Regions from separate parts of the Homo sapiens genome. Here region 2 is linked to region 1. The links are chromatin contacts, found by Hi-C in ENCODE. All regions are on one chromosome and are shown on one strand. The core of a region is the stretch at or near the end of the contact, and the rest is flanking DNA. Distances in the headings are between cores, read along the strand shown. Region 1 has its middle 53 kb from the start of LINC03041. Region 2 overlaps BNC2 (basonuclin zinc finger protein 2).

What was found. A loop is a pair of places that touch in the nucleus more often than their neighbours do.
Region 2: a map of ovary shows a loop between it and region 1 (3-fold over the local background). The contact joins two enhancer-like sites. A Hi-C loop is called at or near these places in 1 of 168 maps with a recorded cell type or tissue (ovary).

Annotation. Positions count from the first base shown.
Region 1 is chr9:16,327,948-16,331,467 of GRCh38, reverse strand. No RefSeq gene overlaps it. Among named protein-coding and RNA genes, the nearest start is that of LINC03041, 53 kb to the right of the region's middle. RefSeq lists an enhancer at 1,460-2,019. Within about 2 kb of position 1,772, at least 7 of the 41 ENCODE cell types and tissues checked have a DNase peak (open chromatin) inside an H3K27ac peak, as active enhancers do; they include ovary, where a contact is called at or near this core.
Region 2 is chr9:16,827,012-16,830,721 of GRCh38, reverse strand. All of the region lies in intron 1 of BNC2 (basonuclin zinc finger protein 2), which reads left to right. Among named protein-coding and RNA genes, the nearest start is that of BNC2, 42 kb to the left of the region's middle. RefSeq lists an enhancer at 1,675-1,844. Within about 2 kb of position 1,651, at least 14 of the 41 ENCODE cell types and tissues checked have a DNase peak (open chromatin) inside an H3K27ac peak, as active enhancers do; they include ovary, where a contact is called at or near this core.

The sequences.
Region 1 (3,520 bases), core at 523-3,022:
CAGTCACTCATCTTGAGAATTCTCTAAGTAAGAGTCCAGCATCAGCCCAGTGTTCCCCACTCCAGGGGATTCATGACAGGCTCTATTAACAGAGCCTTTCATTACTGGTGACACCAAGGCACAGACTGGTATAGCTCAGAAAGCATCTGGCCAGAGGGCTGCGGTCACTTTCTCCTCATGAGAAACTTTCTAATTCTGTATGTATGGTTCCCTTGAAGGCCCCCTCATCTGGCTGGAGTTAGGGGAACCTCTCTCTTCCTGGCCCAGGAACAAGAGCAGCATTGCTAATGACTCTCCCGCCAAGGAAATTGTTTCCATCAGTCACTACTGATCAGTCCTCTTCTCTGCCTTGGAGAATATGTGTGGACTAAGGGAATGATCTTCAAATTTGTTGTTTGAGGACCTCCTAAAAGGATTTTGGAAAACTAGTCAGCCTCTTGAGCGTTAGTTGACATTGAAAAAATTTTCATTATAAGTTTAGTTACCAAGAAAACATGACTTCTGGTGTATTGACTATGACATAATATGATATATGTGCTTTAAATATTTAGAATCCTGAAGCTTTAGATTTGGGCCATTCAATTTATAGGAGATATCCACTGTATCACATCATTGGCCAAACCAAACAGCTAAATCAGAACTTTTTATAAAAAAGGGAAGATTCTGATTTCACTTTTCACTATGAATATACATTTTTATATATACTTGAAACATTTGTATTCTGATCCAAAGAAAGACACATAGGCAGGCAGGGGAGGTGCAGAGTTTTGCAACGAGCTTGTCGCTCATGATAAATATTTTTTGCTTGGATTTTTACTGGACTTTTTCTTAGAGTCCTATGTTTGCTGCCCTGAGGATTTTATATCCAGGGGAGATCTAGCGCAGCCAGATTCAAGATGGGTAAAACCTTTCTTTGTTTTGTAGGAAAACTGGAGACCATCAGTTTATGCTCAGACAAATTGATTTTAGAAAAGAATGCCTAGATTGGAGGGGCTGGAAAGTGATGTCCCTAACACTGTGTATGCTGCGTATTCTTGGGAAAGTCTCCATGTGTCCCCAGGGGTGCCCAGTTAGAAGGCTGCTGTGCTAACTGCTGGATCTTTTGTGGTCACCCCTTAGCAGGTTTGGCACAGGTGGTTTGACACCCCGAGTTACCATGTGGGTGCATTAACACCCTCTGTCTCAGAATCAAGGTCTCATCTGAAATGGGAATGACAGGCAAGTCCCATTTGAACATCCTGCTTGACTCATGAGGGGTTTAGTCCATGGTGGGTGCCCAGTGAGGGTCAGAGGGCCAATGTCCAATGTCAGTGGAGGGTCAGCCCCCAGAGTCCCTGCTGCCACTATCCCTGCCTCCTGCCCCACCCTGCGTGGGAAGGGGTGTGATGGGGGAATTCTGGGCTGAGCAGCCATTTCCGTGTGGTCAGGCCTTTGGTGTGGGCGGCAGTGGGAGACACAGCTGGTCGGCAGGGGCTGGGGATGCCTCTGGGGGATGAGGCCTGGGCCAGGGCAGAGTGTGTCAGCCAAGTGGAATCCCCGTGGTCCCATTTTCAAAGCCATTTGCAAGGCTGAGCTATTCCTTTGTCTGTGTCTGAGGACCCCCCACTTGCGGCCGCAGCCTGGGAAAATGTGTGCAGTCAGGGCCACTGTGGCCTCTAGAAGCAGCAGAAGTAGTGCAGGCAGCTGTTCTGCATCCAGCCTCCAAGGAATCCGTCTGTCTGGCCCATCACCAGCCTTATGCTAGAGTTGGCCGCTGCCTGGGTGGTGAGATTAGAGGACACAAGGATGTGCTTGATCCAAATATCTCCCACACCAGTCTGTCACGGTGCCTGACAGCCCCCCATCAGAGAGATGAGAGAGAGACAGAGAGAGAAAGTAACTAAGCCTTGGGGTTGACACATATCACTCCCTTTGTTTGTTCTTCAAATGCTTGTCCCTGGGTAAGCCCCCATGCCTTTCCAAGCCTCAACCTTCTCTCTGTAAAATGGGCCTGGAATACAGGGTTGAATGGATAAAATGAGATCAAGAACATGGAGGAATCTGGCACACAGCACGTGGCCAGTAAAGTCCTGCTTTTCAGAGATGTCCATTAAATCCCCCAGATCTCTTGGGCCTGCAAAAACCTAGAGTACTAAGGCCTGGACTCCCTGACCATAGCCTACTGTGCTGTGGCGTCCCCTCTGCCTAGAGGTGCCAACTCATAGGCTGCCCTGAACCAGTCAGATTTGCTTTCTTGGGGTCTTGGAATGAAGAGAAACGAGGAGGAGGGAGCTGAGGTGTGGGAATAGTTGGAAACTAGGGGAGTCTCAGACCTCTAGTGCTGAGCCCCTCACCCACATATGGCCTAACACAGGAATTGTCACACTGTAGTGGAGGGCTTGGAGCGAGCCTTATTCCTGGGCCCCACCCCAAGAATCAGGAGGCCAGCTCTGTGGACTGGAGCAGGGAGGTGGTCTAGGTCCTTGGAAGCAGATCCCTGTCTTAAACTCAACACCTTGGCTTCTCCTCAGACCGAGACTGCTAGAGGCTTGGGCAGGAGCAGGTTGAACATGATAAGGCTGTCCTCCAAAAATGGCACTATCCAGATAAGAGCATCTCATGATGGGCCCATCCCTGAAGGGGGATGAGGGTTCTGGGGACTCAAGACAGGGAGAGGAATGGGAGGAGGAGAATTGTGGATTAAATGCTGGAGGAGAGAGCAGGAGATATGACCTGCATCTGGGCCTTTGCTGGAGGAATGTCCAGTACTCAGCCTGATCTTGGGGCTCAGTTGAGTTTTCCTCTGCATTGAAGGGTGGTGGTAGCTGACTCATCTCTTTTGGGTGGCGGGGAGATCACTGCTCACTCTGGTCTGTAGTGCTGGCCTAGACTCCACTTTTGACCACACATAGCTCCTAGTGGGGAAACAGTCACCCAAAAGACAAATTGTTGCAGACTCAGCTTCTTTGATTCCCCTGACTTAAGGGCAGTCTGAGGACTAGGGCGCTGGGCCAAGAGTGGCTGAAAATGGGCATTAGCACATCTGAAGGCCCCATTTTTCTTCTTCTTTTCATCCAGGGCTAGATCAAATGCCTCCTCCAGGAAGCCTTCCCTAGTTACTCCCTCATCTACCGCCCCCTTGTGCCTCAGTTTACCAATCAAGCCATTCTGCCTTGTGTCATGATTCTGTCTCCCTGAGGGCACCTGTGCGTCAGTAGGGACTCTGTCCTCCCTGACCTGGGCTAGGATGGAGAAGTCTATCTGGTCCTAGGAGGTCGGATAATGATGTAACAATTAACAGCTCTGCTTTAGGGCCTGAGAGACCTAGATTCAAATCAAATTCTGCCAAAGTGAAACCCTGGGGGAAGTCGTTTAACTTCACCGAGCCTCAGTTTTCCAACTGTACAAATGGAGGAAATAAGCATTCTTACCACATATGGTTTGTTGTGAGGATTGAAAGACATAAAGACGTGAACCCTAGACAGTATCAGCACTTTACACTTGGAACACTTACAACATACTTGGAGCTCAATAAACGCAA
Region 2 (3,710 bases), core at 402-2,901, 500 kb before region 1:
ATCTGAGTCACTAAATGAGTTTTATCAAAGGAGAAAAATGTACTTAGATACTTAGAAATGGAAACAAGATTTGTAAGTTGGCAATCACCTTGAATGAAAATACAGTTGGCCTTCTGTATCCATGGTTTCTGCGCCCGCAGATTCAACCAACCGTGGATCAAAAATAATGCGAAAAAATCCAGAAAATGTTACATCGTTGCTGATGTTTCAGTATAGAATATTTTCTTGTCATTACTGCCTACACAGTATAGTATATCAAATATTTACGTAGCATTTACATTGTATTAGTAATCTAGGGATGATTTCAAGTATAAGAGGATGTGTGTAGGTTATATGCAAATGCTACACCAATTTTTAAGGGATTTGAGCGTTCGAAGATTTTGCTATCCTCAGAGGGACCTGCAACCATTCCGTACCACCCTGATACTGAGGGACAGCTATACTAGGTGAATACTGCCTTGCCTTAGCCAAGCTGATAACTGTGTATGTTATAGAGATAATTGCCCTCCAATGCAGTTTTGTTTTTTGTTTATACCATGTTGGAAAACCGTTAGATATTTTATTGAAATATAATTGTGTGGAGTTTTTGAAAGAAAATATGGAATATGTTGTTTCAAAAGCTTTTCACATAGATTGTAAATTTCTTTACAGACCTTCTAGGCTTTTCACAGATATAAGCATTTATAGCAGAAATGTAGTGAATATTTTTATACATAGTCTCTAAAACTTAAGTAAGGCCCATTCTACAAATGATTGGAGTAGAAATAGGCATTAAAATGTGGTGGATTCATGCACAAGTAGGTGGTTTGTGTCCTATAGTGTGAATATAGTGTTTTCTATTTTCTTTAGGGGGGCATTTCTGTTCCCCTGGGGAAATAAACTTCCTATTTATTTTTCTTAAGTATTTTTAAGCTTGGTTACTTATTTTTTTAAGTAATCCCTGCCACTGTTTATATGTAGAACCCAAGTAGCATTTGTAGTTGAATTTTGTACATTAAAAATATTTTGATCAGCAAATATTTAACAAGTGCCTACTGTGCGTTAAGATGTTTGTAGAATTGCCGTTTTGTTTGTGAATGTTAGCACTGGGCATAGATCTAAATCCTCCTCTTTGCAAACACCCCTGAGAATAGGAACTAAGGTGAGAATGTGTTTTGGCCTATATCGTGTTTTCTAGTCATTTCTATGTATTTTATTAGAAAAATATTTTTAAAAAATGTTTTGGGTTAGGGAACCAACCCACTTGTCCAACTTGTGAAAGTCTGCGGAACACCACCACCATCAAAAAAGACAACATATTCGGATCAGGAATGTAATCACCCAGTCACCTAATAAAAAGAGTGCTTGAGTATGCATATGGAACAAAAAAGCAAAACCATTCATTTGGTAAAGGGTGAGTAGGGGCCAGGAGACAGCCCTACCCTGAAGATAGAATGCTTTAAAAACATGTTGCCATTAATATTTAAGACAGAAAGCGTTTTGAGCCCGCTCCTCTCTTCTACCCTTCCTCAGCATTCATGTTGTAGTTTGCTCCCTAATGCTCACAAGTCCGTGCCAGACGGAAATTCGCAGAGGCCGCTGCAGTCCCGCAGAGGCCACTCAGGGGAGGGACGCGGGCGGAACAGTCGCGCTCAGTCCTCCCAGGCCGCCCCAGGCCCCAGGTCCCCTGGTGCCTCGTGCCGGCTCCTGGCTCGCCTCCCTTCTGCTCTGCCCAGCCCACCCCGCCGCCCCCCTGCTCACACATGCGGCCTCTCCCCCGCGCCCCAGCCTCTGGAGTCGCTTCGGGGCCATCTAGTCATACGCTGTCCATCAGATGTGTTTACTTTTTTCCTGACAGCCGACACATCTGGAGCACATATTCAGGTTATTCCAGTGCCACTAGACACATTCCACAAGATCATTTCAGCGGTTGTTATGGCGATCTTCCTCCCTCCAGTGATTTTCAAGTTGCATGACAGAAATAGCTGGAGCTAACCAGGGGGACAAAAGTCAACGGGATCAGGAAGGGCTTCTTTCACAGAATGAACTAATTAGTGACCCTGCTTTCTTCACAGGGCAATGAGCATATGGTTTAATAAAGTGAGTCTGTGACACTTTTTTTTTCTCTGTAGGCAAAGCTGTCACTGGCTGAAAACTTTCCTGTTTTTACTGGTGGGACCGTAGTCTGCTGTCTTTCAACAGAGTTTACTTCACAAGTAGAAAATGTTTGCTCCTGAGAGTTAAGCTTCAGAACGTATTCTTGGCTTCATACTACCTAACTATAGCAGGTCCTGTAACTTAAAGAGACAGTATTAATTTTATATTCATTTCATGGGAAGGGTTTATGCTTACTCAAGACTAAGCATTTTCAGTTAGGGTTTTGTAAGTATTATGAATTGATACCTGGAAGTTCAGGTAAATATAATGTGTTGTTTGCTGTGGTTTTTCTATAAAATATAATCAGTATTTCTCACTGGATTAGTTACAAATTTATTTGAACCTGTGATTTTTTTTTGGGCACAGTTATAGAATATTTTGGTATTAAAAGATTTGATTAAGCTACTCCATTTTTATCACATTTTAAGTAGCATGCAGATGTCTGGTTATGTCTGTCAATTTTTTTCCTGAGGTACTTTTTACATTTTGTGTAGGATTTTGGATGACTTTATAGTGTGAACATATCATTGCAGACATGGAAATTTAGACCTGAGATCATTTAGTGTTAGTAGTAGAAATACTGCTTTCAGTTTATAATGGATATATAAGGTAATTCTATAAAGCACTGCCATCTTTGATCACTTTATGAAGAATACAGACATGCCTCAATAAATGTTTTTTGGATGAATGGGCATATCATATGGATTCAAACAAAATACATGTTGCCATTAATCATGAGTCTGAGATTTATAAATTATAGGGGCCCATTTTCTTTTTTGTTTTTGTATTCCTGTACTGTAATTCAGTCTTGAAAAATGTAGCCAGCTATACATGTTTCACACTTCTTCCCATATGTACCATGATACTCTTTTACACACGTGTGCACATAGAATCTCTTAATCTCCTTTTCTTGTTCTTTCACCAGTACTCACAAATTCCACTCCTTTGCACGCACCCCATTTTTAGGTTGAGACCCAATGCACTTAAGTCACCATGAACAACAAAGTTTATAGTTTTCCTTTTTGATCGAATTACTCATGTGTTGACTGAGTTCTCCGGATTCTAGGAATATGACAATGAGTGACAAGTAGGAGAATCAGAGCTGGACTCACCCAAGCAATTGTCTTCATCTTTCTCCATCAGTACAATACCTCTTTCCTCCACTCTCAGTCAAATTCCTGTTCAGTGGGTCCCACTGAGGCTGGTCGCAGCTGCTCTGGAGTACCTGCTCTCAGGAAGACTAGAAGAACACTGAAAGGTCACATAATTACATGTGAATTTAATTCACAGAGACCTGCTTGTCGCTTTTCCATGTGTTTCTCCTAGTTACACATTATTAACTGTGGTGCCTTGTAGGGCTTCAATTACTTGGGCAAATATGTATCGTGCAGAGACTGAGCACAAGTTAGAATGCTGAGAGTGGTTATAAAATTATGTTTTCCTCTCCAGATGTAACTTTACAGTAATTAAACCTAATGCAATGTAAGCATTATAGTCAGTGCTGTGGTAGCTATCTCCAAGTCTAATTGGTAACATCGCTTAAATCATAGCACTTATTGCTGGTTATCTGGGAA